Linked DNA regions of Mus musculus: all the other regions are linked to region 1. A link is a loop called in an ENCODE intact Hi-C map of the cell type or tissue named here. Cell type or tissue: left cerebral cortex. All regions are shown on one strand. Region 1 holds the start of Hivep1 (human immunodeficiency virus type I enhancer binding protein 1). Region 2 has its middle 72 kb from the start of Gm40925. Region 3 overlaps Adtrp (androgen dependent TFPI regulating protein). Region 4 has its middle 41 kb from the start of Gm40925. Region 5 has its middle 32 kb from the start of Gm40925. Region 6 overlaps Adtrp (androgen dependent TFPI regulating protein). Region 7 overlaps Hivep1 (human immunodeficiency virus type I enhancer binding protein 1).

The links. A loop is a pair of places that touch in the nucleus more often than their neighbours do. Peaks named below come from ENCODE experiments on the same cell type or tissue, not always from the same donor. Only the 100,000 strongest peaks of a DNase experiment are listed, where the experiment ranks them.
Region 2: a loop joins it to region 1, with 5 times the contacts of the local background. A loop is called at or near these places in 15 of 42 quality-filtered maps.
Region 3: a loop joins it to region 1, with 5 times the contacts of the local background. A loop is called at or near these places in 7 of 42 quality-filtered maps.
Region 4: a loop joins it to region 1, with 4 times the contacts of the local background. A loop is called at or near these places in 12 of 42 quality-filtered maps.
Region 5: it touches region 1 in a loop (4-fold over the local background); 12 of 42 quality-filtered maps call a loop at or near these places.
Region 6: it touches region 1 in a loop (2.4-fold over the local background); 3 of 42 quality-filtered maps call a loop at or near these places.
Region 7: it touches region 1 in a loop (3-fold over the local background); 13 of 42 quality-filtered maps call a loop at or near these places.

The regions. Positions count from the first base shown.
Region 1 is chr13:42,050,227-42,054,226 of GRCm38, reverse strand. It overlaps Hivep1 (human immunodeficiency virus type I enhancer binding protein 1), which reads right to left and starts at 2,206. Exons shown (of 9, transcript NM_007772.2): 1 at 2,137-2,206. Gm28707 (a long non-coding RNA gene) reads right to left here. Exons shown (of 2, transcript XR_001780922.2): 2 at 3,660-4,000. In left cerebral cortex, a CTCF peak has its summit at 1,924 (motif pointing right); DNase peaks (open chromatin) are centred at 2,553, 2,922, 3,326, 3,704 and 3 more places; H3K4me3 peaks cover 3,550 bases; H3K27ac peaks cover 3,235 bases.
Region 2 is chr13:41,747,348-41,751,347 of GRCm38, reverse strand. No RefSeq gene overlaps it. Among named protein-coding and RNA genes, the nearest start is that of Gm40925, 72 kb to the right of the region's middle. In left cerebral cortex, no CTCF peak of the experiment used is centred here; DNase peaks (open chromatin) are centred at 885, 2,257, 3,461 and 3,970; H3K27ac peaks cover 888 bases.
Region 3 is chr13:41,819,244-41,823,243 of GRCm38, reverse strand. All of the region lies in intron 2 of Adtrp (androgen dependent TFPI regulating protein), which reads left to right. Among named protein-coding and RNA genes, the nearest start is that of Adtrp, 26 kb to the left of the region's middle. In left cerebral cortex, no CTCF peak of the experiment used is centred here; DNase peaks (open chromatin) are centred at 1,991, 2,582, 3,146, 3,525 and 3 more places; H3K27ac peaks cover 1,982 bases.
Region 4 is chr13:41,715,941-41,719,940 of GRCm38, reverse strand. No RefSeq gene overlaps it. Among named protein-coding and RNA genes, the nearest start is that of Gm40925, 41 kb to the right of the region's middle. In left cerebral cortex, no CTCF peak of the experiment used is centred here; DNase peaks (open chromatin) are centred at 377, 1,021 and 1,662; H3K27ac peaks cover 1,276 bases.
Region 5 is chr13:41,707,183-41,711,182 of GRCm38, reverse strand. No RefSeq gene overlaps it. Among named protein-coding and RNA genes, the nearest start is that of Gm40925, 32 kb to the right of the region's middle. In left cerebral cortex, a CTCF peak has its summit at 1,566 (motif pointing left); a DNase peak (open chromatin) is centred at 1,533.
Region 6 is chr13:41,799,384-41,803,383 of GRCm38, reverse strand. All of the region lies in intron 4 of Adtrp (androgen dependent TFPI regulating protein), which reads left to right. Among named protein-coding and RNA genes, the nearest start is that of Adtrp, 46 kb to the left of the region's middle. In left cerebral cortex, no CTCF peak of the experiment used is centred here; DNase peaks (open chromatin) are centred at 223, 1,832 and 2,298; H3K27ac peaks cover 2,019 bases.
Region 7 is chr13:42,099,239-42,103,238 of GRCm38, reverse strand. All of the region lies in intron 2 of Hivep1 (human immunodeficiency virus type I enhancer binding protein 1), which reads right to left. Among named protein-coding and RNA genes, the nearest start is that of Hivep1, 49 kb to the right of the region's middle. In left cerebral cortex, a CTCF peak has its summit at 1,668; DNase peaks (open chromatin) are centred at 1,228, 1,569, 2,133, 2,446 and 1 more place; H3K4me3 peaks cover 486 bases; H3K27ac peaks cover 2,353 bases.

The sequences.
Region 1 (4,000 bases):
TACTGTACACGACACAAGAGAACACTTATTGGGTTTACTGTAGAGTTTCTACTTATCACCTAATTTAATCCTAACAACCGAATCAACTGCTCAAACTCAGCCATTTTACAGAGGTAGGGGAAAAAAGTTTTGGGAGAGATTAAAAAAAAATTAACAACTCCAATTCATCCATTTTACAAAGAGAAAACAAAACAAAAAACAAAACAAAACAAAAAAAAAACAAGTTTAGAGAGAGATTATGAAATCTTCCTCAGAACGTGGCCCCACATGACACCTTGCCCATTTCCTCTGAGAAGATAACATTTACCTACCAAGGACAATCCCCTCCCAAAGGGATGAATGACACAGCAAATCATGAAGACATACTTTGGAATCAAACCTGACCAGGTTCAAGGCCAGGCTTTACCCCATTCTGTGTGGCCTTGTTCAAGGTACTTAAGCTCTCAGAAAAGAAGATCAGATTTCCCAAGCTGTAAAATCAGGAAACATTATCCACCCCAAACGGGCTAAGGACTGAGGAGTAAGCTACACAATGTAGAAGCTTTGCCTACCACATGAAAATGCTGAAATATTAATTCCCTGGAAGAACGCCTCTAAGGTAAAGAACATGTATCCCAGACTAAGGTTTTAGATGTATGTTTTCACTTTAGTTAAAACGCATAAGGAAAAGGCGGCTATTACCGTGCTTGCGACTGTAAGCAACACGGCTCTTAACACGGCTATTAGTCGGCATAACACAAACTATCCCCAATCTAACGCCAGGGGAAGAATAAGAAACAGGACGGTCAATGATGGGTGAAAGATAGAGCTCCTCAACTCCCCCTACCACAGAGGCATCAGCTATAGCATCCAAAAAGGTTTTGACTGCACAGAGAATTTAAAGATAAAGCTGTAAGTGTTCCGTTCCGTATTAAAACTAAAGCTTTTAAGCGGTCACGATATTACGAAGTTTTTAAAGCGTGAACTCGGATTGTAAGCCGATCACGTGACCTCCCACAGCTCCCAAGCTTAAATGTTAAAATATGCAAATTCCCAACCTGTAACAGCTTTGTGCGACCCGGTTTTGCAGCCTCCAGCCCCCCTGTCCCTAGCTGTCCAGCCCACATTTAAATCCGCGGTGGAGAAGTGGTTATTTTCAAAGACGACAGCACCACCGTGGCGACTAGGACCAGTGATCGACCATTCTTTCTCGAGAAAGAAATACATACTACAAGGTGCAAAAACAGGACACAATCAAAAAAGCGTAAAGACAGTCACAAGGAGAAAAAACATGAATGAATGTGGAGGGCGGAGCCTGGGAAAACCCCTCTGCAACGCTGCACTGAACAAAGCGCTTCGCATGCCAGAAGGAGGGGGGAATGGAAGTGCCAGCTCCGGAAGGAGCCTAGAGTGGATGCGGAGAGCAGGAGGAGGAGGAGGAGGAGGACAGAGTCGGCGAGAGCAGCAGCCTTGAGACTCCTCCTCGCGCCAGCCTCGCCACAGCCCCCTCCCCTCTCTAGCCGCAACTCCGGCTGGAGCCCGACCCCGCGGCGAGCCCAAGCCGCCCCGCGCCCCTACCCACCGGCCCCGACCCACCAGCGGCGGGCGCGCGCCCTACGGGGAGGGAAACTACCCAGGTGGCCCGGAGTAAACAGGCACTCCGGGCAAAGACCGAAAGGGAAAGCGAGCCACAAAGCCGGGAGGTGCGGAAGCCGCGGCCTGGTCTCCCGCAGCCCCGCCGAGCCCTCCTGCGAGAAGCGGCCGCGGCGACCAGGAGGCCGGCCCTCCGTACCTGCTGGGCTCGCAGGACCGCAGCTCCCGCCGCCCGTGCGGCCAGGACCCGCCGAAGTGGCAAGCGGCTCCCGCACGCAGCATCCCCTCCGCAAGGTCGGCGCCGGCACACGCGCACACACTCACTCACACGCACACCCGCGCGCCCGCCCGCCAGGGGGAGGTGGTCCCGGCCCCCGCCCCCCGCGCCGCGCTCTCCCGGGTGCAGCGCCCCCACCGCCGCGCCCGGCCCCGCACCCGTCGGGAACTGCGCTGCACTTGACAACCGGGACATCAGCACAAGCGGAGCCTCCTCCCGACGGGCACCGAGGCGCGAGCTGGGCGCGGGAGGGACCGAGTGGAACCCGGCGGGAGAGCGGCCTTTACCTCTCCCGGGTGTCCGTGAGGACGGCTGGCAGCGCGAGGGCGGCCAGGGCGAAGGTCGGCGGCTTCCCCCCGCGCGTGGGCGGGGCAGCAGGGGATCCCCGGGGGCGGCGGGGCGGGGGCTGCGGCGGGAGGGCGGGCTCCTGTGAAGCCGGCCCGGGGCCCCCTGCCGCCCCGCCCGCCCGCCCGCCCGCCGCAGGCCCCGCCGCGGGGACCCAGGACGCAGGAGGAGGCGCGGCCCGAAGGGCGGGGCGGGGCGGGGCGGCAGCGGAGGCGGGGCTCCGCGGCCCGGGGAAGCCCGGCCGGGCCGCAGTCGGGGGCGGTTGGCCCGGGAGGAGGGGCGGGGCCGGGCGGGGCCGGATTCTCTTTACCGTCTTTTGACTTTCTAGAGCAGGCTGTGGGCCGGCCCGGTGACGTCATGGTGTCTCCCAGCCCCGCCCCTCGCCCTGGCCCTGGTAGGGAGGAGGAGGAGGAGGAGGACCCTGGAGGGAGGGGGGACCCCAAGGGGGTTTCCTCTGCTCCGCGTAGAGGGAAGGGGAAAATCATAGTGAAACTTGAAACGCATTAACTTTAAAAAATAACTTTTAAAAAAGAGAGAGAGAATGAAAGGGGGCTGGGTTGTTGACTTGGAGGGTCAGAGGGGACGTGTTATTAAGCCCTAAACTGAAACCACTTTTTTGGTGGCGGATGTTCTATTAAAAGACCGAGGAAAGCCAAGGTTATTCCGGAGAGAGCCGGTGCTTCCCAGAGCCTAAGCAGCGGCGAGCGCAGTTAACCCCTCCTTAGCTGCCTGTCAGCTGGGGACTAACCCGCGAGGGAACTTTGGAAGCCGAAGAGGGGGTGCGGGGCGGAGCCACCCAGCAGGCTTCTGGAACTCTGGGGGAGTGAACAGGGAAGACAGACTAATTTATTACAAACCAGAGTTTGACCCCGGCTGCTAGAAAGCGTTAGAGAACGGGAACTGGAAACTTCTGGAAATATCAGGAGAGCTGACTCTGGGGAACGAAGCAGGTTTTCAAGGGTAGGCATAATACTAGCAGTTTGAACTTAAAAATTACACGCATCCACAAAAAAAAAAAAAAGCCGATAGAAGATTGTACGGGCCACCTCAAAGTTGGAAAGAATAAGGTGTTAAAAAAAAAAAGGCGCAAAACAAAAATATTCTTTGTTAAGCGATCATACGCCCACTAACAGCTGACCATCTGTGCAAACTTGTTTTGCTCCCTTAGGCTTTCATAAAGATGTCCAGGTCGTTCCTGCTAACGGTTGACCCCTAAAATCCCCCGAGGAAGTCCTACCTCTAGCTTGCTGGAGCTAAGAAAAGCACAAAGCCCCAGAATGGAAATTATTAAAAATGGAATACTTGGTAATGGCAAGCTTAGAGCCAAAAATAATGTTTTGCAGAGGAAGAAAATATGCCTACCAAAAAGTAAATTTGGTCATAGGAGCAAAGATTATGCAGCTAGAAAGCTCGGGTGGTGGGTAATACTATGTCAGCCTTACAATGAAAGAGTACCATTTTAATATTCCAGTAAGATGTCTTCTATTTTATTAAATGAAATACCCAATGGGTAGGATTCATAAAACATATAATGTAGTTCCCCTCCCCCAGCCGAGCTGTTTGAACCAAAAGATAAACATGCAGACATAGATAATGTGTTAAGATTAAAAACAAAAAGTCTTCAGAAGTCGAGTTTTTGTTACTTGAAACAGAAAGAGAAGAAAAAAAAGTTAAGTGCCAGAGAGAAATTTTTAACTCAATATTTGCTGAAGACAACAGAAATGTATCCATGAACCCAGGATGTCTCCAAGATACAGCAATGCTAAGAGCGTTTGAGAAAACTGCATATCTGGTTTTGATTTGTCA
Region 2 (4,000 bases), 300 kb after region 1:
AGTGACTCCTCCAAGTCCAACATAATTCACTTCAGGCTCCTTAGCACTTCACAGATGCGAAGGTCTTAGGACAAACTTAGTTCCCTTTCTGATGGTCTGGGAGTTTGTGAATCCTGGAGGCTGCTCTTCAGCTCAATGTGACCAACTCAGCTGGAGAGGACAGGCAGGTGAGCTTCTCCCTTCAGATACAGAGACCATTGAGCAATGGAACCATGGAGCTGGAATTTCCCCAGAAGAAGGACAGGGGGAAAGGAAAGGCTGGGGCTCTACTGCCAGGCACAGGGGAGCTTGTCTTCCCCGAAGAAGTTTTTGTCACCATGTCGACAATTTTCCAGATAGCAAGAACCAGTAGCCACACTCCATCTTTTCCCTTCTCTGCTCTTGACTATTAGGGCTATTGCGTCGGCTTATTGAGGGTGAGTGGAGACAGTTTTCCTGTTAGAGCTGCAAGGTTTCAGACTTGTACTGTAAAAGCTCTAGTGTTACCACCCGATAATTCTGGTTTATTAACTGAGAGACTGGAGATTCAGAAGTCATAGATACCGAATGGTAGCTCTTAACTCTTTTCATTGGTCTGTCCCAGTGATGACTCAGTGATGAACCCGTACAGTCTGCTCCCCTTCAAATGGACATTTGTTAGTCATTATCCCAGAACCTTCATTCACCAGCGCACAAAGAGACTGACGTCATCATTCTGGTAGCAAAACCCCTGAGGGTCAGTAACATTGATGGGTTTTTCTCAATGAAGAATTACCCAAGAGAAAAAAAAAAAAGTCAGACAAAGCTGTTTCCTGCATGCCATATGATTTTCTTAACAAATCCAGTTTCTGTCTCCTTTGTGAAGACTGAAAAAAATCCAATCCTTCCTCTGTGTCTTCAACACATTAGACATTTTTCTTTCAAATCTTTTAAGCCAACATGTGATGAATGCCAGGGTAGAGAACACAGCATCGTTGTGGAAACACCTGCTTTTCTGGACCCAAGCGACTTTAACAAGTGAGTTAGGGCCAGTGACACAGTTCAGTAAGGCACTCTTTTTTTTTTTTTCTTTTAAAGATTTATCTTTTTATTTTATGTATGTGAGTACACTGTATCTGTACAGATGGTTGTGAGCCTTCATGTGGATGTTGGGAATTGAATTTTTTAGAACCTCTGCTCACTCTGGTCCCTGCTTCTTCTGGACCAAAGATTTACTTATCACTATACATAAGTACACTATAACTGCCTTCAGACATGCCAGAAGAGGGCGTCAGATCTCATTATGGGTGGTTTTGAGCCACCATGTGGTTGCTGAGATTTGAACTCAGGACCTTTGGAGGAGCAGTCAGCGCTCTTACCCACTAAGCCAGGCACTCTTTGTGTGGGTACATGTATCAGACCTCAGCACCATCAGAGAGAAAAAAAAAAAAAACATGTTTTTAATCAGACGTTGAGGACAGCCCAGAAAAGGAAACACTGAGAGCCGCTAAGGGTGGCTATGGTTTGAAAGTGTCACCCAAGAATCCATGTGTTAAAATGAACTTCGAAATTTACATGTTAGTGGTAACCTTACCTTTGTGAGGTGATTAGGCTAGATGACACAGCCAGGCGCTTACAGGAATACAATTTTTCGGATGTTCTCTTCACCCCCAGCACAGAGATTCTGAATTTGTCTGCACTATGAACCCCGCGCTAGGTGTTTAAAGATAGTTCTAATACGCAGCCAAAGCTGAAATTCCCCTCCACGTAGAAGAATCCTGCTTAAATTGTCTTCGAACCACTGGCTGCTTTCCTAGCTGCTTTGAGCAGCCAGTGCCAAACCAGATAAGCAGAACTGGAGACCTGGCCTCACTGGGTACGCAGCAGAGGTGAGCTTGAGGCACAGCCTGGAGCCAAACTCTGCTAGAGGCATGGAAGCATCTATAGAGACTTTGGGTCGAGACTTCTCACAGCTCCCTATAGACGTGAACCGATGTGTTTTCCGGGCATTGAACACCAGGCTGTGAGCACCGCGGGGGTGGCACCTGTGGGGATACTTTTGACATTCCACATCAGCATTTTCCCTGGGCCTCCAGCCTGCACATTTGAGAATTGCCAGATCCTGTCATCCCTGGAGCCTATTCCTTGAATGAAATTGCCTTCGACATGCACTCGAATCCGATTGGTGCTGTCTCTCTGCAGAGCCTGACTAACATACTCCCAAAGCGTTGCTCCTTGCATTAGTTCCTTCCTCTCAGTCTACCTCAAGCTTGCTCGCTGCCCACACTCCCTCCATCAGCCCACTCTGTATCATTTGCCTGCAGTCCCTGTGACTCATAGGCCTATAATAATCCTTCGGCTTCTGCTTGCCAAGTTCCCACTCCCTCCTCTCTTCATTCAAGAGTCTTCCCAGATGCCACACCAGCCATCCAATCAAGGGAACAACAGCCCGCGCTTCCTAGAATGAACCCAACCAGTGGAACAGAGTTAACGAAGATCAAATAAATGGATGAGTGCTGTTTGAAAATTAATTTCTGAGACTGTTCCACATACGACCCTCATAGAATGTTGAGTTCCAAGAAGGGATAGGAGCTGCTTGCTTCACAAGACACTTTGTCCCCGCCCACAGCCTGTGTCAATCTGTCAGTCTGTGGCTAATGGAGCTCATAAGCCTCTGGTCCTGGGGCAGGACTTCCTGAATGGGTGCTAAAAGCCATTGTTCTGAATAATGACAGGCTGAAAAGATAGCTTCCGCTACCTCGTAGGATGGCTTCCTATGAGAAGGTCTGGAAGAGTCAGGGAAAGTTCCTAAGAAAGTCACAATCCCTTGATACTGGCTCATCATAATGGCGGCTTCTAGATAGGCTCCAGGGCCTGTGATAAACTCGGTGCGAGCACTTCATAACATCCTAAGCAAGGAGTGCAATCATGTCTGGGGGAGGAGGGTGGGCCAAGAAGCCCACCTGTGTTTAGAGTCAGGAAGCTCAGCTCAGCTCAGAGGTCATTACTAGCTGGAGTAGAAGAGCAGCTATGGCCAGAGTGTAGCAGTTACTATAAAAGATCTCCAAAGGTTCTCATTGCCACCCACATGCTGTAGATGACAAGGAACCCAAATACCTCTCCTCTCTCTCAAATACCAGGAGGAGCCCACTGAGACACACTCCTAATAGTTATTACCATGCTGTGGCCTTGAGGCTCCTCCAAGAAGCTAACTGTCCCAAACACCCTGAATGGTTTGAGGGAAAAGTGATGTCCAAAAAGACCGAAAGCCAGAATGGTTAATTCACTTTCTGTGAGCTCCTAAAATGTCAAGGTGGAAAAAAAAAAAAGTAGACTCTCTAGGCACTCTAAATCCAATTAGTTCCAATTCTACAGCACTTATAGTCATAGGTGACTCAGCCCTGCAGAGTTTGGTCTCTTCTTATGCAAATCGGAAGCATGATGCCAGCTTTCTGCTGGTTACCAGGAGAATAGACAATAGTAATAAGGACTCACCCAATAGCATTTGTTTTTCCTTCTCCGTTCTCGTGATACAAGGGCTCCCTCAATGCCACGAGGGATTTGATTGGTCATCACTTGCAAGCCCTGGTCAGATTTAGTGCTAAATCCTTGGCACACAAAGGAGCAATGCTGACCCAAGGAATAAGATGTGGGTGGGAGGAAAGAAAACTCACTGAGTATCACCAAGAAAGCAAGAGGGTCCCAGGTCACACCACATCGTATATTAAAAAGAATACAAAGAAGGACAATGAAGACAACACATATCACGAATGCCACGGACACCAGAAACCTTAGATTTCAGTGGGTTTTCCCCAGTACTGCATCTTCAGTAATTAACACAGCGTCAATAGAGTCACCTAAAGAGAAGAAAGAGGCGCTGTTGCCATATCCTCCCCCTTCCCACCCAGCATATGGATGGACAACGCTTCCAGGCAGCTCCTGCAACACAGTGCACCAGAAATAAATTCAAACAGCAATTAGGAAAAGACAAGGAGGAGGGCCTGCTCAACATTTGGAGATGGAGTATTCAGAGCACATTTGT
Region 3 (4,000 bases), 230 kb after region 1:
TATTACAGTGCCTGCTCTGGTACCTAGAGGGAAACCCTTGGTTCTCATCCCCAAGTTTAGATCTTAATCTGTACAGCTCTTTAGTTTTACAGGGTCCAAAAGACACAAGGCTGATGATGTTCACAAAGATGCTTGCAACTCTGACTGACAGGTCTCAGGCAGCTTGAGGGATTACAGATGACAGCACAGAAGGAATGGCCATCAGCAGCATGCAAATAAAGCAACTAGGATGTATGGGTAGCATTTTGGTTCATTCTTTAAACCCAGTGGAGAGATCAGTGCTGAGAAGCCAGGCTTCTGGAGCTAGAACACTGGCTCTCTACCTACTTCCTGTGTGGTTCTAAGAGAGTTACCTCACTTTTCCCCCATCTCAGTTTGTTCCTGTGTGGCACTGAGGAAAACACATCCTCCCACCTCACAGAGCTGAGAGATTTCATTCCACAGCTCCCAGATGGTGTGTGGGCTTCCAGTGGGTGGGTCACAGGTGGATCTCTCCTCCCGGAAGCACCCTCAGCAGGGAGGAAGCTGCCTCCACTAGGGTTAATCCCCTTTCCCTGGGGCTGAGAAAGGGCCACTTGGGGTGGGGGTGGGGGGGAATCTCTGCAAGGCCGCTCAGTGCTCCTCTAGGATCTGCTCTGTCCCCAATCCTTCTCCCTCCCTGCCACAGATACTTCAAGGGTATTATCCTCAATGAATCCCTTCTGGCACATCTCAGAACCACACAAGCTCCTCCTTTTCCTTCTCCTCCTCTTTCTCATTTTTCTTCCCCTTTTCCTCATTCCCGGTAAAGGCAAACTGACACGAGCCACTCCACCCCCCCCCCCAAGCTCCCCCACCACACACCTCTCCACCCCAGGCACGTGTTATCTCTAACACAATTCTGGGTTCCTCACTGGTACTCCAGGGATGTTGGCTGAATGAATTGGTAAGCAGTATATACTTCTAACTGGAGTGAGCCACTCGCCAGGAAACCCCATCCCCCTGCAGGTTGCTCTGTCCCAGGAAATTCTACCACTCACTACCCAAAAGCCACTGTTCCTAGCGACACAGCCTTGGCCAAGGCTTCTTACACTTCTAACCAACACATCCCCACAACTCTTGCTTTCCCTGTTTCTCTCCTCATCATTCCAAATTGTGTTCTTTACATTATTTGTCCTCCTAGTTTTGTTTGTTTAACTCCCTTGTTCATCTTAAGGGAGTTGTATTGTTGTTTTTAAGTTGATCTTTTTAAATTTAATTTGTTTGTGAATGTCACATGAGAGTCCGGTATTTACCCAATTTGACCACTCCCCCCTTCCCCTCCACCTCCCCCACGTCCACTGCTTCTCCCACTCAAATTTAGGACTTCTTCAGTGATCGCTGCTTTACACCCACACACTCTACTGATTCTGTAACTCAGGAGAGCATCTGTTTAGGGCTGACCGCCTGGATTGGATAACTAACTGGTCAGGAAGCTCATTCCTAGAGAACGCTGATGCTCCCTCCCTCAGTAACCATGGATGAATTCCTTGTGGCCCCTCATTGAGGGGTGCAGCCTTGCGAAACGTACCACACCCACCTTGGTGTGTCAACAAGTTGGTAGCATTGTGCACAACTTATTTGGACAACCACCATGTTGTTAAGATTACATGGATGAAACTTCAGCATCTTCTTGTTGTTGCTGTTGTTAACTTTTTATTGGTTCACTGTGAATTTCACAACATGCACTCCAATCCCACTCATCTCTCCCTCCCCTTCTACCCTCCCTCCATCCTTGCAACCCCCCCACGCACACACACACACACACACACACACACACACACACAAAACAGAGAAAAACAAATCTCCCTGCGGAAGCTGTAGTGCGTCCCACAGTATACCCTTTTGTCCATGAGTTTCAGCATCTTTCTTAAAGGCACATGGACGATGAGTGGGATTGTGCACTTCACACAGGCCCAGATAGCCTTGGATGAGAGAGAATGCTAGCCACCTTCTCAGTCAACAGCACCCTCTCCGATACCAGCAGATAAAACATCATTCCCTGTTAGTGCTTGTGTTCTCTTTAATTTTAGAATGGTCTTTCACTGCAAGAGTTGCATCAGGTTGACAGAGGGGTAAGGAAAGTCCCAGGATGACTGAGTCAGGCCCAGAGCCTTGAGCTTGGCACCGGCTCACTACACTCACCCACCAGGAGTCATAATGTCTTCTTCAGGGAACTTGTGGAATCTCCCTCTCTGGAATTATTATTATTATTATTTTAATGGAAGAAATTTTCATTTCCTGGGGTTGTTTAAAAAGGTTTTGGCTCTAGGGCAAGGGAAATAAACTTGATGAGTTGGAGAGGGTAAGTTTCCATGATTTTAAGATCCTAGTGGATTTGTGAAGACATGGAATATATAAACTAAATATCCTTCAGCTACAGTTTTTAAAATTACATTAGTTGTTTTTTTTTAATGTAAATTCAGCTCTGTCACTGGTCATAATTTTGTTAGCTAGCAACAGAAACAGAAAGACAGCTACCAAATATAGAGCAGCGAGCCTTTCAGGAAAAGTCCCAGAACATTCCACTGGAGTAGAGTCAGGGAAGAGCCAGTAGAAAAGATGAATCGGAAACCATTAGCTGTAAATAGCCTGTGATCAACAGGACACCATGAAGCCTACTTTCCTGGGAGCCAATGTCCTAGGATGACAGAAGGGCAGACCACTACCCATTTGGATGACCTGAGGTGATGACCCAAATGCACCCTCAACACCACCCAGGACTCCCTAGAATCTGTGAGTGTGTGTGTGTGTGTGTGTGTGTGTGTGTGTGTGTGTGTGTGATTCTAAACATTGTCTTATTTTTTCCTTGATGGATGAGCAGATCACTATCCATCTGGATAACCTGGTTGATTATCCTCTCGATACCCCTCCAGACTCCCTAGAAATCCAGCTTTTACTACTCCTTATCCTCCAACTCTGTTCAGTGGCCCCTTTAAACCCTAGCTCTAGCCTGTACCTTTACCTTGGCCTGACCCTCAACCTTTTCTCTCCTACACCCATGTGGGACCTGACACTGCCCAAGTATTCCTTGTTAGTAAGGATGTAGCATATCAGTACTCAGATCAGTGGCAGCGAGGCTGCCTCACCCTGAGTTGGCGTCTGGCATATGTCTGCAAGATGGTATGTGTGAACTGGGGGTGGAGGGGGGAGAGATGATTGGCACATTTACAGGGAAGCCAATTTGTATTGATGGGGAGAAACTTCGGAGGAGCTGAGTAATACGCTTTCTTCCCTAATCTGATTTCCATACTCTGTGGCTGACAGGGGCAAGGAAAGGGATGGGCTTGACTCCCTATTAGATGCCCCTTTGGCCAAAAGACATTGGGTAGTATAGACTTCACTCTCTAGGTGGTGGAGGCAGCCTTTCTCTCAGTCTCAAAGAGGGCAGGTCCAAAGAATGGTCAATGTGTATGCATGTGTGTGTGTGTGTGTGTGTGTGTGTGTGTGTGTGTGTGTGCAGAATGGCTGTGTTGATCAACAAAGCTCAGGCCCCAGGGTTGCTTCTGCAAACTGAGGCAGGAAAGGGCTGCTATGGCCAAGAGTATCTGGAACTGAAACTAGGGCTGAGAGCTCTGTGGGAAGAGGAAGGAGAGAGAAGAGGCAACTTCTGACATCCGTGTACAAACGACTGCAGACTCGGAATTCTACAGCTCATGGGTTTTGTGGCAAAGGCACCAGCAGTAGGGCTAAACATTGTGGAGGGAACCTCTGCGTGGCATTTAGAACTGTGGCTCTTTCCCTCCTTCCCACACCGACCCTCAGCCATTGGGAAGCCTCCTCTTCCTCCGCAGGAGCCTTGTGACTCTCGCCCAGCCTGTGATTCTGCCTCTGTGGCCTTGGATAAGCCTTGCCTCATCCTGGGCCTCACCTGAGGTAACTTCCTGGCATTTGTTCCCTGCTCATAGCTCGCTCCCTCAACAATTTCATTCCACCTGAAGACGGTTGACTATCTAGGTCTGCTCCTCCCAGCTGCGTCTCT
Region 4 (4,000 bases), 330 kb after region 1:
GGGGGTCTTGAGCCCTGAACTCAGGTCCTCATAATTGTATGGCAAGCACTCTCCCCTACTGAGCCATCTCCCCAGTCCCTGGTGTGCATCTAAAAGGCCTTTAAATGCGTTTTTATTTTTGGGACACAGCATTGATCAACTGCAACACAACCAAATTGTTTGCCTTTTTGTAACGCTAAGGCCTATAAGCTGTAGGCATAAAGATGGGTGGTCAGAGAGATACAGTCTTTTCAAAGCAGTAGCACCACCAACAAAAGCAGATGACTCCTTTCCATGATAATTATGGCCCACATTTTACATGAAGAAAGCTAGGCTCAAGGTTGCTCAGTGATCCACCCACGATGCGCCAAGATGAAAGCGGTCCCAGATGCAGCCAATGCAGCCGCATCCTCTCCGGCCCCTGCTTTTATCATTTGCGGTAGACAGACGAGATCGGGAACTTCTAACATCTCGTATAGCTCTAACGAGCTGTAATTCGGCAACAGAAGTTATTCGCATGGAGAATACAGACTAAAAGCAATTGCTGCAAATTACCACCTCGACAAAAATATCATCGTTGCCGGAAGAGGAGAGGTGCTTCTCTCTCTAGCTGGAGAGTCACCCGCTGTGTCTCAGCGTGCTCTGAACCCTGTGTCCTCTCTGCTGCTCAGTTACGTCCTCGCAACCTTTCCTCTGGTGGTTTTTTTTTTTTTTTTTTTTTCATTTTGATGTCTTTTTTAGTTAAGGACAACAAACAAGAAAAATGTCTTCCTGGCTTTCTCTATCCCTTCATATCTAAATGGCAGGAGAAATCTGATATATTCGTTTTCTCAATTGTCTCCTCTGCCAGAGTCCCTTTAATCCCCTGAGCCATGGCATAGGAGTATCAAGAGACACACAAGAACACCCATAACTTTAGAGTGCTAAGCCCAACTGTCATTTTCAGCTGTCATTGGCCTTAGACCACTGAGTCCCAAGTCACAGTCTACCTCCTCCCCACCCCCAATGCTTCTTTTCTCAGCCTTTCAATATTACATAACCAGCTGTCTGTTTTGGTTTGTTTTCCAGATAATATGTGTCGGAATTGGTTCAGATTAGATTCTGGGGCCTCAGCGTGTCTCCTCACTCTCTCCCCACTGTCTCTTCTGATGGCATTAAATGTGTGTGTTTTCTGTACCTTTAATACTGACAGAAGTCTGAGGCCTGGGCTGTCAGCTCACCAGCTCTATTTAGCCATCCCTAAAGCACCCGTCTTGGCTACTTTTGAACCTCTCTGATGTAAACATGCAATAGAAAAAGCTTAAGGGAGGAAGGGTTTCTTTTTTTCCATCGTTTGGCTCCATGACAGAGAAGGCTTGGGGGTGGGAGGGCCCTGCTCCTTGTGGTAAGTGGTGTCTGTACACAGGGTGGCAGACAGGAAGCAGAGTGAGCGAGACAGGAACCAAAAGCAGGTGTGAACATCAAAGGCCCATCACAGTGTCATACTTCTGACAGAACGACTCTACCTCAGCCTTCAAAATGGCACCACAAAACAGGGGCCAAACATTCAAAGCACGCACCTGTGGGGATTATTGCAGATTCAAACTAAAATAGTACCCAAAACTTAATGTGTCATAAGGGAGTCCACCACCCACAGCCTTCCTGCCTTGTTACCTGGTTTCCCAGCATGCTCAGCGGCACCACCAGGCTTCTTTGTGACATCCCCCTCAAAGCCTAGTTAACGCTGGCAACTTGCCTTCATCCCACATCCAACTGTGATGATAATTTTAAGATAGTGTGTAATTTATTCTTTGAGAATGTTACATGCTTACAGAATATGTTAGACTTCTATCTATCCTCTCTTTCTCCTCCAGCTCCCTCCCTCAAGACTTAATAGTCAACTTGGTTAGATCTGGACTCGACTACCAGACACACCTCTAGGCAGGTGCTTGTGAGGGTATTTGAAGGAACAATTAGTTGAGGTGGGAAAACCCTCCATAAATACACCACTCCATGGGTTGTGATCTTGGACTGAAAATTTAAAAAGAACAAACAAACAACAACAACAAAAACAAAAAACAAAAAACCAACCCAGGTTGAGCACTACCCCTCTCTGCTGACTGACCATGGTAGAAACAGTGTGGTAGCTACTCGCACTCCTGCCCCTGGGAATCTTCCACTCGTGGACATCAGCCAAAATACAACCCTCTTCTCTAAACTGCTTCTTACCAGGTCCTGATTTCAGCAAAAGAAAGCTGTAGCTGACATATCCACCACCATCCAAGAAAGGTTGGGGCTAGAGAAATGGCTCAGTGGTTAAGAGTTGAGACTGCTCTTCCAGAGGGCCTGAGTTTGATTCCCAGCACCCGTGTGACAGCTCACAACTGTCTGTAACTCAGTTCCAGGGGACTTGACACCCTCATACAGACATACATGCAGGCAAACCACCAATGTATATGAAATAAAAATGAATAAATACCTCTTATCTCACTTTCCAAAAGTGTCTCATACCCACTCAGCTTTCTGTGTCTCTACCTGTTACCCTGCTCATAGTGAGAGATGCAACGCCTGAGGATGAAGGAGTCCCTCCAGTGATTCCCATCACCACCACCCTCTGTGCCATCCGCTACTGCCTCGCTCCAGCTTCTCTTTTCTAAGTCCAGAGTGGCCATTCTAAAACACTCTATCTGGAAGTAATTACAGATCACATACTTTCAACATACAGTGAAACAGCATATACATGACTGTTTCCAAGGAGAGGAAAGAGAGAGCATCATGAGGAAAGACTGGACCAAAGCAAGACCATAAACCTGCAGGACAAACTCCAAACTCTGCATCTTCATGTCTGACGTCAAATTGCTCTTCAGATCTCTAACTCCTTTCAGCTTTATTGACTGCATCTCTCTCTCTCTCTCTCTCTCTCTCTCTCTCTCTCTCTGTCTCTCTCTCTCTCTCTCTCCCCCTCCCTCCCTCCCCCCTCCCCTCTTCTCCCTCCCTTCTGCCCCACTCTCTTCCCCCTCCCCCCTCCCCTCGCTAGTTCCATTTTCTGTTAGCAACTTTCCCCGGGCAGGCATCCTATCATTTCTCTAAAGCAATCCAGGTTTCCCTTTCATGACTTCACATAAAGACCTTTCTGAGCCTCTGTGCAGGGACAGCCTGACCTCAGCAGCTTTCCTTAATCATAGAGAGTGATTCTACAACCCCTTTCTGGTATCCTTGGCTTTAAAGCCAGACTCACATGGCCAAAGCCACCATGTTCTTCTGCTCTCTGGAGCTGGAACATGGCCCCCTCATTTTACCAGCTTTCTGTTTTTCAGTGTTTCTTTTACTCTCTAAACTTGTCTGTCCTGGAGCTTGCTCTGTAGACTAGGCTGCCCTTGACCTCAAAGACCTGTCTGCCTCTGCCTCCCCAGTGCTGGGATTAAAGGTGTGTGTCACCACACCAGGCCCTAAGTTTTTTTTTTTTTTTTAATTTTTTTCTGAAGTTGTTAAGCTTTGCTGGGTGGAGTCTTGCCCTGGAGTCACCACTCCCTTTATTATTATTTATTCTTTACACTTTTATCTCCTTGAGCACTGGACTTAGCTCCCTTGTGCTTCCCAGTGCCCCCTTTCTCCTCAAACTGTACATTTTGTAATTTTCCTTTTTCAGCTTGTTCCTTTTCATTATAGATCTGCATAAGAATGGCCAGTAATAGCCCCATGGCGCAGTCAATCCTAGGCGGCTCTGAAATCTCCGCTGGCAACACCATTAATCCAAAACTTCTCCAATTTAGCCTCAGGCAAGAGTTTCAGACAAGGGCAAAAAGCAGTCACATTCTTTGCCAAAATATCACAAGCATAAGAATGGTCTCTGGGTCACTACTAATATTCTTCCCTTCTGAGAAACCTCTTGAGCTAGGCCCCCACAGTTCAAATTTACCTTAGCACCATTTTCTTCCATGTTTCTACCAGGAATAGCCCATTAAGCCCTGCTTAAAGTTTCCTATCATTTTTCTTGTCCAAAGTTCCAAAGTGTTCCCTATTCTTCTAAACAAAATCATGT
Region 5 (4,000 bases), 340 kb after region 1:
CTATTTGCAGGTATTTAGCTACTGTATTGGGCGACTAGGGTCCAAGTCTAAGTGTATAATCCATTGTCTTGGATGTACCTCATGCACCATACACTGACAATACAATGCCTTAAATAATTTTATGCAAAGAACAACATGGAACCCTATATATGTGGTGTTGTATTGGTGATTGGGAAGTGTTTTGATTTCCTATCTCTGCTTCTCAAATGCAGGATGCACAATTTACAGTGGCCAGAAGGGATTATTTCTAAATGTTGGTCAATTCACAGGTCCACATCTCCTTAATGAAGGAGAAAAGAAAGGGCATAAGGCTTTATATATATTTTTAAAGATATGTGTTATGATCTTTCACAGTGGCTGTCCCTAAAGGTACTTGTGTCCATTTACGTAAGTCAATGCCTTGGGGACAGTAAAATACTCGAACATTTTTTGGAAATATTTTTGCGCTAGCTCCAAGCTAACAGTATCACAAACTATACAAAAGCAGCCAGCAGAGGTCAATTGTGTGTGTGTGTGTGTGTGTGTGTGTACATTTGCCTTATAAATGCAAGAATCATGATTTTCCACTTACATAGCAGAGTCCACTCTCTCCCCCAATATTCTATCCCTCCCAGCGTCTGTTGCCTCCTATCCTTCCTTCCATCTTCAGGTCTTAGAACTTTTTAGTCTCTGGTCTGAATATTCTCCTTATTCCTTTAACCTACGCATTCCTCCTCAGTCTTCAAATTCAGCTTAAGGGTCCCTGACTCAGGACCACTGGCCACTCCTATCAGTCTGTAAACCTAGACTAGGTTCAACAACAGCCCAGGACTGTGTTCCTTCCTACCCGGGCTTGTTTCTGTAGGTTTCTGTGGGGACTTGATGAGAAAGGAGTTGGTTCTTTTCCTAGACTTGAGACTTCTGTAAGCACAGCACTGGGCATAGTGGGCACAAAGCAAGCAGTCATTGAAAGAACGAATGAACCTTTTTACTATATTTTAAAAGTCTTATAAGGATCAGAACTTGACGTAAATCGGCCAGGATGTGTCAGGATAGTTAGCATCCCAGCATTCTCTTCTGGTGGCCCTGAACAGCGGCAATGAAAAGGAATAGCGGTCGCCTCGGGCATCTCAAAGCAAGAGTGTGCTACTCCAGAAAAGCGCTCCATCAGTTAGGTAGCCCAGAAGTACTCTGTTTTCCAAACAGCAAAACCTTAGCCACATGGTAAAAGCTGGGTCCAGCCCCTCAGCACCAGGCTGCAGGCCGAGAAAGGCTGATAGAAGTTTGTGGGCCGAGAAATTGGATTGTCATTAGGATGCGAAACTCAATAGAGTTTTCTTTCCAGTCCTTAATCTCATCTGGACTTTCCTTTTAACAAACTTGGTGGAAATAATTCACCCCGCGCTTCCACCATCTACTGCCAAGAGCCCCCTCTTAAGAAAGGCTCCTGCGTGAAGCGTTGTGGTGAATGCCCTCTGCTGTGCTCACTTAATAGGCTTCTTTTGCTAGAAGGGACTGCTGATTAGGCGTTCTTTTCAAGCGCACGGTTTTCCTAATAAAAACGTTTGCTGCCACCTGCTGGCCGAACGTACACCAACGTGTTAGCGTCGTCCCATAAAACCCCAATACAGGTCGTTTGCCAAAATAGGCATCATCTAGAGGATTTACATTATTGAAAAAAATGAAAAAAAAATGTTGAAAAAGTTGTCACCTCTGCTCTTGCAATTTGGAGAGCATTTATTTCCCTAAACAGACAGCTTCCTTTAATTGACTTCAAGGGGAATACAAGGTTCAGTTTTTTGAGCTAAAAGAAAGACAGGGGTTGTAAACAATTAATTTCACAAAATAGAAGTGGAACGAGTTGTCCAGACATGTTCTAGGTCCTTCCATCTCTTACATAAGATTCCGAGAAAGTCTGCGGCCATTCCTCATGCGTCTGGCCGGCAGTGAGTGCACACTAATGTAGAACAGCCATGCATTCCTCGTCCTTGACTAAAACCCAAATAGTCCCAGGTTGGTCTGTCTGAAGATTCCGCCAGCCAACTGAATCACACTTCTTTTTTTTTTCTTTTCCCCTTTATGTATTTATTTATTTTCTTCTGGATTTTTTTTTCATTGTTAGCCTTTTTCTATTCATAAACCGTAGGTATTTTATTTTTATTTTTTTCTTGGATATTTTTCTTTATTTACATTTCAAATGTTTTCCCCTTTCCAGGTGTCCCCTTTGGAAACCCCCTAATTCATCTCTCCCTCCCCACCTCTATGAGGGTGCTCCCCCAACCCACCCACTCCCATCCTCCTGCCCTGGCATTTCCCTACACTGGGGCATCGAACACCCTCAGGCTCGAGGGCCTCTCCTCCCACTAATGTCCAATAAAGCCATCTTCTGCCACATATGTGGCCAGCGCCATGGGTTGCTCTATGTGTATTCTTTGGTTGGTGGTCCAGTCCCCGGGAGCTCCGGGGGTGGGGGGTGCGTCTAGCCTGCTGACACTGTTGCTCCCTCCATTGGGCGGCAAAGCCCCTCAGCTCCTTCAGTCCCTTCTCCAACTCCTCCATAGGGGACCACCGAGCTTAGTCCAATGGTTGGCTGCGGACATCCACCTCTGAATTTGTTCGGACTCTGGCAGAGCCTCTCAGGAGACAGCCATATCAGGCTTCCATCAGCAAGCACTTCCCGGCCTCCACAATAGCGTCCAGCTTTGATGACTGTATATGGGATGGATCCCCAGGTGGGGCAGTCTCTGGATGGCCTTTCCTTCAGTCTCTGCTCCAGACTTTGTCTCCATATTTCCTCCTGTATTTTGTTCACCCTACCAAAAAGCGCTGAAGCCTCTACATTTTGGTCTTCCTTCTTCTTAGGCTTCATATGGTCTGTGAATTGAATCTTGGGTATTCTGAACTTTTGGGTTAATATCCACTTATCGGTGAGTACATACCATGTGTGTTCCTTTGTGACAGAGTCACCTCTTCTTAACCCCCCACTCCCGAGTGTGAGGAAAGCAGGATGGATGATGTCTGACATCCTCACAGGCCTCGCATGCTAGGGCTCAGGTTCCCACTGACTGCTTGAACCAGCACAAATTCCTCGTCAGAGACATTCATGCCCTTATCTATGATATCTCTAAAGTCAGCAGTGTGCACGATAATCTCCACATAAGTAGGCCTGTGCAGAGCAGAGGGCAAAGCCAGTGTTTATGGAATGTGTCAGTCTGTGCAAAGGCAAGGTCTGTCTGCCTCACACTCTAGAGAGGAACTGATAGTATAGGTATGCTTGAGGGCACCCGCACCCTTTAGTGCCCACAGGAAACGTGGCTCTCTATCTATCAGACAGTGCAGAAAAACACCCAAGAGGTACCGTGATATGCCTAACTCTGCTGGGTTCATCGCCAGAATTCGGGTCAGCCTGAAGAGCCCACGGGTGATTCCATTTAAGAGCCTCCTTTTACTGGGGAACGAATAGAGACCTGAAGGCCTATGTGACATCATGGGGAGAGCATTTAAGTTAGGGCCTAATGGGGAGGGAGGAGATTATTTGTCCTCAGCTTCTCCTTCTCCAGGTGATACAAAACTGCCCGGTGATGGGGGAGGCAGGCAGTAATGGATATAATACACATAATTGAGTGTCTTCCCCCCATCTCCACTTCAAGGAAATAAAGCCCTTAACGTGAAAGGGAGGTGGTAAGCCGACAGCAGGGAAGTGTCACTACAGCCAATGCTGACATCTGTGTTGTGGCACATGCATGTGTCAGCTTCAGGGCCCCAACACTCTTCAGTACAAGGTGTGTGGACTGCAGGGACAGTGCCCACCTGCATGGAGTTACACACACAGTCCTCTCCAGATTGCAATTGCTCACTCCACCTGACAACTGACAAGCCCCTGGTACCTCCCTTTATTGATCAAATATATGCTGGAACTGGGTGGAGTGTAAAGATACCCTGGGCTTGTTTTAGAGGTATAGGGGTGTGTGTGTGTGTGTGTGTGTGTGTGTGTGTGTGTGTGTGTGTGTGTGAAGACGAC
Region 6 (4,000 bases), 250 kb after region 1:
CGCGCGTCTCTTTTCTCCCTGTCTCTCTCTGTTTCTCTCTGTGTGTGTTGCTGTGAATTCTGTGGATACATGTGCTGTGATCTACCTGCAAAGCTCAGAAATCTTCGGTATCAGTTCTCAGCATCGTCTATAGGCTCCTGTTCAGCTTGTTGGTGCTGAAGATAGGGTTCTCCTCCCTCTGCCTCCCATCTTCTCCTGAAAATGCTAGGATCACAGATGTGCTCTACCCCTGCCAAGCTTGTACAAGTGTTCTGGAGACTCAAGCGCAGGTCCTCACTCTCTAGCAGTAGTAACTTCTCCACCAAGTCATCTCTCCAGTCACCCCTCTGCCGCTATGCATTTTTAATGTGTCACCTATTGAAGGATATGAAGTATCTTTGAGTCATAAGCTCAGGGACAACCATTTCACATCACCTCTGATTCCAGTCCGTTGTAGCATGAAATTCTAAAAACGTTTTCTGGCCATTTTCAACTCTTGATTAGCATCCTAGTCCATTTGCCCGTGTTATGACCGAATACTGGAGATGAAACAATTTATAAAGAAAAGGGATTTATTCAGCTCAACAGTCTTAGTGACGGGGAAGCTCAAGATGAAGTGGCTGTACCTGGTGAAGGCTTCACACTGTAGTATGCGGGTGGCATCAGATGCTAGATCTGCATGAGAACTTGTCAACCCAGCATATGGAAGGGGGCAGGGAAGGAGACCCCTTTGTATAAATGTGTGATGATTCCATTGTTACAAAGGGCAGACTAATGTCCTCTTGAAAGATCCAGTCCAGTTCCTTCAGAAAGGCTCAAATCCTTCTCAAAGGCCCCAACACTGCAACAAAGTTTCAGCGGGAATTTTGGCAAGAGGGGGCCATATTGAAAGCACAGCCACTGTGTTTACATTGTGAGCAGAAAAACAGTGCTGGAGATACAATTTCTCCTGTGACTCCAGAGAGAGGGGGAGGGGGGGGCGTTTGTAAAGGCAGTAGATGGACAGGTAAAGGCAGTAGATGGACACTCCTGTGGACACATGGTGGGGAAGAGCCCCAAGCTGCTGCAAATGTTTAGGAAGCCCCAGCACAGAGAAGCACAGCTATTAACCCTGCCCCTAATTTGGACAGGATGGCAGGCCTAATTACAGGGGTGTGGTTGAGCGGGTTGAGCAAGTGTTGCTTAGAAACACCATCGAAGTTCTTGCTTTCTTCTGGACTTCCTAACCTAAGGTGGGTCCCTCTGTCCTCCCAACATTCACCAGAGTGACCCTGAGAAGGCAGATGAACACTTAAAAGCCCAGCAGGGAAACCAGAAACAAATCTTGGCTTTGGCAACAGTTACTTGCTGGACAAGAACTTCGCCATACTTGCAAACAGAAGGGCATCTAATAATGACCTGCCTCGGGATTGCTATCCACTGCAGGCTTTTTGTTAACTAGAATCCACCAGACTCTCACTAGGCCTGCTTTCTTCATTTCTGGAGAACCTGGATGACCTCAGCTTGCCTGGTTTTGTTGGATTTTGGGGGAGTTTTTGTTTGTTTGTTTTTTCTTCTTTCTTTTAATCCCAATTCAGAGACATTCCAATTTGTGCTGGACTGGCCTGCTTTCAAAGTTCCATTTATTCTTGGTGCTTTATCAATAGACTGTTCTCATACAGGTCACAGATTTTTAAAAATGCATCTCGATTTCTAAATCAAAGTCAAAGGTATTCATACGTCATAAAAAACACGTAGATGTCTTCTGAGAAGCTGCAGGGATTTAGGTAATTGAAATCATCCAGTGTGCTTGAGGGCTTGCTAGTGGGCCCCACCCCCCTCCTGTGTGAATCAGCCAGCCCTCACTTCCATGGCAACCGGCAACCGAGTATAATACCCCAAAAGGAAGCATGACTTCGCTGAGGCAGACACTCAAAACAGCAGATCCTGGACTTCTCTGAAATACCAAGAGACAAAAATAAAAACCTAAGTAGGTAGGAGAGACCAAAAGCCCCTGGATTCTGGAACTGAATGAAAGTGTCCTTGATCGCTTGATCGGTCGCCTGGTGTGTGGCCTGGGTAGACTCCCCAGGCAGATTTAAATGGACGCCCAACCCCCTTCCTGATAGGCAGCCAGATTATTCTCAGTGCCCAATAACCCCACAGGCAGCCACTGGGGGTGGGGATAGGGTGGGAGGGGGGGTGACTAATGCAGAGACCCAGCCTTCAACGCTGCTGCCAGCCAGCCCTTTCCCCATTCCCCATAGCGCTCATTCCCTTGCCTCTTCACCTCCTCTGCCCATCACACACCACTTTTGTGCTACTTTCTCCTCTCCCCCGGGGTGGATTACCAGCCAGTAGAATAATCCTTGTGAGCATTACCCAGTAGCCTCCTGGATGGTCTAGTAAAAATGCCAGAGGCTTCCCACGCCTGCATGGATTCTCAGCTCTTCATGCTTTGTGACCTGGCTTTTCCAACTTCCAACTCTTCCTTTCCATCAGGTCTCCCAATCCATGACTTAAAGATCGCGAGTGTGTGCAAAGGGCCTTGTTTTGCCATCCCTGCCCGAATCTCACCAACTCTGTTGAAATCACTGTTCACTGGTGCTGTGGTTTGAATGTTCCCTCACTAAGTCCAGTGTTGGAAACAGTCTCCAGTCCTGCAGAATTGAGAGGTAGAACCTTAAGTGGTGATTATTAGGTCATGAGGGTGCCCCTCTTTATGAAAACATCAATTGGACTTAGTAAGAGCACAGTTAAGTGAGCTGTGAACAGGGTCCCTAATAAAAAGATGAGTCTGACTCTCCTTTCTCTGCCTTCACCATAATCCTTCACCACGAGAGCATCTACTTTTCAAAGCATGATATAGCAAGAAGACCCTCACCAGATGCTGAGCCTTCAATGCTGGACTCCCCAGACTCTTGCACTGTAAGAAATATGCTTCTTTATAAGTTACACAGACTCTGGTATTCTGTTACAATGATGCTAAGCAGGCTAAGGCATCTGTCTGGTTTCTTTCCCCTCCTACCATCTTCACCTATTTGCTGGATTCACCCACTTCTAAAGTAGTTGGTACAAACAAAGCTGAAGACTGAGGAGAGGGGCATAGGCAGGGACTTTCTCCAGGAAATGTTGTGCCAGGGAACATTCGTGGACCCCAAAAAGACCACCAAGGAGCTGATTCTGATACAATTATATTAGGGTCTCTTTACTCAAGCTCAAGCTTGGGCCACACCACTGTCCATGTTGCAGGAGGACAGGCCCTGAGCCCAGTATCAGGCAAGCATTTATAGAGGCAAGAACTCCGTGTCTAACCTAGTACACATCTGATAGGGGGCGCCATTATGGCCTTTAACATAATTGGCTGGTGCTGGGAGCCAAACCATAAACTTAACTTCTGTTTTCCTCCTGATTGGTGGTTGTTAGGAAGTGAAGTGTCAGGGGCGGGGTTGTAACCGGAGGTATAGATTTTTTGGGGGGAATAACCTGAAAACCTGGGGCTAGACATGGGTCTTGTTAGGGGGGGAGCCTAGCAACTGGTGCTAGGCACTGGCCTGTTAGTGAACTTGAGTTCAATCTTAGGTCAGGTTTTCTAAGATGGATGGAGACTGAACCCAGGATCTGGTCTTTCCGAAGTTTAAGCATGCTAAACCACGGGAAAGACAGGTGTGTACAGCACAGTCTATGAAGTGTGAGTGAGATCTGCTCCAGTTAGGGGTTTTGGTTTTTTTTTTTTTTTTTCTTACTTCAGAAATTATTAGATTACCAAGGATACACCTGCAACCTTTTAACAGCCCCGGGCAGCTAAAAAAAAAACAAAACAAAAAAAAAACAAAAACAACAACAACAACAACAAAACGACTAGACATCAATATTGAGTGACTCCATGAATGCAAAACCTGAAAGTAAGTGGTGAACTCGCCAGTCAAGGAATCCGTCATCAAATCAAAACAACCCTGAGATTCCACCTCACACGAGTCAAAATGGCTAGGATCAAAAATTCAGGTGACAGCAGATGCTGAGGAGGATGTGGAGAAAGAGG
Region 7 (4,000 bases), 49 kb before region 1:
GGCACACCTGAGCTCCCAGCCCCTTCAGTCACTCTGAGAAGCAGCTCTGTGGCTCACTGGCTGGCAGGCTGCAGTCCTGGGAGTCCTCCCCCACTACCTCTCCATGGCAACCGCAGCCACAGAGAAGCCAGTCCACCTCTTACGCAAATGAAAGGAGGCCACAGATGTCAGCAGTCATAACAGCCTTCCCTCCAGACTTAATTTCCTTCTTAAAGTAACAGCTACGCATTCCTTGGTCTCTGTTTTCGAACACCTTTCTGAACTTTGGAAAATCAGAATTAAAAATGAATTTGTCTGACCTTTTACATAAGCTGATAGAAGATCCAGAGATGACTGTGTTCCACTGAGTCCTGACTCCCAATTCCGTCTCTCTGCAAGACCCTATGTATATCTGGTTTCCTAGATAAGAGTCCTTTAAGATTTAGCTAGGCTGCAATTTGGCTCTAGAGAAGGAAACAATAGATGGACCTTGACCATCCGTTAGAATGATCCCAAGCCAACCGTATCCAATATATACTGCCTCCTTTGGAGGCTGGCATTTAGAAAAGTCAAGTTATTTGTAATTGCTCTTTGAACAACTAGTCCATTATCTAGTAAGAATCACATAGAGATCTCAAATAATCAAAAACCCCTTTAACACTTTGTATTTAAACTGTTTAAGTTCATGTCTTGGATATGTATTTAAAGACATAACACTGGTGTCTACTTTGTATGGCTACAGAAGAATCACAGTGGCAGGGTTCCCAAATACACATCACATTAATAACTGATGAGCAGCTAGGGGGCACATTGGAATATGTTTTGATCTACATATTACAACAAAAAATATAAATTTCTGTACATTGTTATTAAATATCTGGTCGTATCAAAGTAAGGATTGTAATTGAAAAAGCATGAGGCAAACTTAAATAGTGGTTTTAATAACCTCTAAAAAGATATTTTAAGGAGAGCACAAGTTGGAACACATCCATGTAAATCAATAACAGAATAGTTCGTTTACACACACATGCATGCACATAAGTTATAAAAATAAAATAAAACCAAAATTGTCATTTACTTATTCCATAAGCATTTATGAAGTCCTATCAATGTGCTGGGCACTGTGACACCTGGGGACAGGTAGGAGGGTCACTCGGGGCCATGAAGATGCATCTCAAGTAGCCAAGGCCAGCCTGGCCTACTAACCCTCAGCAGGATACCAGGACAATCAGACCAGAGCAGAATCAAGAGACAAAAGCAACATGTGAGCAACCCTGGAACCAGACCAGGCTGCAGGGAAACAAAGGGAAGGAAGCGGGTGTTTCTAAGGTTCACGGTCCAAGCAGAGCATCTGAGAGAAGTGAAGGAGACTGGTGTAGCATGATGAAAGGAGCCAGACTCTCACCCTGAGTCTAGAGCAGGCACACCTTAGTTCAGATAACACAGTAACATACTCGGATCAAATTACTTAAATTACTGACTACTCTGTTTCCAATACCCCAGCTCCTACCGCATGCCCCCAAATGCTGAGGCTGAGAGCCAGAACATATTACACACAGCTGCCAGCTGCATACAGTGAGCTGTGTAGTACACACATAGCACAAGCATACCGGAAGCTCTTCCCTGTCAGCCACGCAACGACCGCAGTGTGGCCTGTCATTCACTATCGCAGCAGCGGCCACCTCATGGAGCTGAAGGGAACTGCCCAGCATGCCCAGCCTGTTGTGCACACAGACTGTCCAACTCCTACCCAAGGGCTCGATTTCCAGAACTTAATCCTCAGAAACAAGGTACTCGTTCAGATACTGTCTTCCATGCTAGATTATAAGGGCAAGGACTAGATCTTATTCACTTTTATAACTCTACCATGAGAAATGGCAAAAAATATTAACTGAATGTCTTACAGCCTTCCTTTCAACTACAAGATCAATAATTCTAGAATTTTATTTGTGTGTCAAGTTCAAAAGAGACAGGCAACTCAGGGGTGGCCTGCTGTGGGACTGACACCATCATATATGCTTTGCAAACGTGCTCTGGAGTTTTTCCGTTTTTCTAAGCACACGACTGACTGAGTGAATGCTATTTAAAGAAAACTACATTTTCAGTATTCCCACGAAATATTGTATTCATATGCTAACATAGATAAGCTACACATATTTCCCAAGTCTCTGGCAGTATAGCACTGGCCTATGCCATCAGGCTAGAGCCCTAACATTACTGCAGCTACATTACTGAATCTATGCATATGACCCTTGAAGGTACAAAGGCAAAGTTTGAACCAGATGGGAATTGTCCGATTTCCAGATTTCTCCCAGCTCACACATGGGAAAGAGAAGGGACAACTCACCACGCTGACTTCAGGGACTTAGAAGCTTTCGATTCCATATTTACCACATTTTCCTACTGATTACTGAGAAGCATCCCGAGGAAAGAGTTACTCCTCCCACTCCTCCTCCCTGCCCCAGATTAACATTTCTATCCGTCATTCTCATCAACTCAGAAGGAGCTGTCTTACCAAATACTCAGCAGAGGAGCACCCTGAACAACCTGCTACCAATCAGACTATCCAGGGCAGGAAGCCCACCTCCGACAGCTAAGCAGCAGACTAGCTGTTCTGGGACCTGCTTCCTGCAAGCCTTGGATGACAGAAAGAGAAGAAAAGTTGAGATAACCTCCCGTTCTTTCACGTTGGATTGTGAAACACACAGATGAGCAACACACCCATCTCCTAGAGCACAGACGACGTGGTAGAGGACAAGAGGGAAGCTTGTTTGTTAAAGACAGGAGAACTGCCAAGCAGTTCAAGCATGAAGTTCTCTCTTTAGCAATAAATCCTTGTCCTCCAAGGGACAGTAACTCCGCTAGTTTGGGAGACATATCAACAATAAAATTACATAAAATTAATATTTTAAAACTATGAATGTTTTATTATAAAAACAACTACATTCATAGACTTAAAATATATATAGTGGTGAAAATATCACTTGCATCTAAGGATGGCTTGACGTTAGATAAATATATACCCACAATATATACTCACTGCACAGACAGAGCAAAGCAAGACAATGGTAAGAAATCCCAACTTGCTCCATGTAAAACACCTAGTAGGTCGGGGCAAATAGTAGGTCAGCACAAATCATTTCCAGAACTACAGAAAGAATATGCCCAGAATATCAGCTGTGCCCACTGTGTAACTGTGGACTACTGTGGGCCATCCCATTAAAGTCGTGTTTGTACATTACTAGGCACTGAGTGTCCCAGATCCAGAAATCAAAGTTATCAAAATATTAATCCCTTATAATAACTGTTTTTTAGAGCAGTCTCAGATTGACAGCAAAATTTGTTTAGAAAGTAGAGTTGTTATACACCCCCATACCACAAGCACTTCCCCCCACTGTCAGAATCTAGACATCAGCCCCACAGTGGATCATCTGCCACTCAAAGAGCCTAAACTGAGTGTCACCATCACCACACCCAGAACCCCTGATGTGATCCGTGGACTGCACTTCAGCAGCATTGGTGCCCACCGTACAGAACAGCTTCCCCTCTCTAACATCCTCTGTGCGCTGCCATGTCTCTCTCCTTCTCCACAGCCTGCCGGGTTACTGTCTCCATAGGTTACCAGTTCCTAAGTGCCACACAGCTGGATTCACACACTATGAAGCCATTTCACCCTGGCTTACTCCACTCAGTCACATGCAGTCAACCTTCAATTTGTCTCCCTTGCAAATAAGAACACATTTTATTTTGATCAAATTCCTACTTCACTGTCACCCCTCCATGTCCCATGTTCCTCCCTTCCTCCCTTCACATCCTCTTTAAAAAGTATGTGTGTGAGTGTGTTGAGTGTGTGTGTGTGTGTGTGTGTGTGTGTGTGTATGTGTGTGTACACACCCATCCTTGCTTTTGTACATAATAAAATATGGAGTCAAATTGTCTGCAGGCACATGGACCATCTACCCATACTGTAGCAGGGGTAACATCTTCCTGAAACTGCTCCAAGTTTAATCTAACCTCCCAG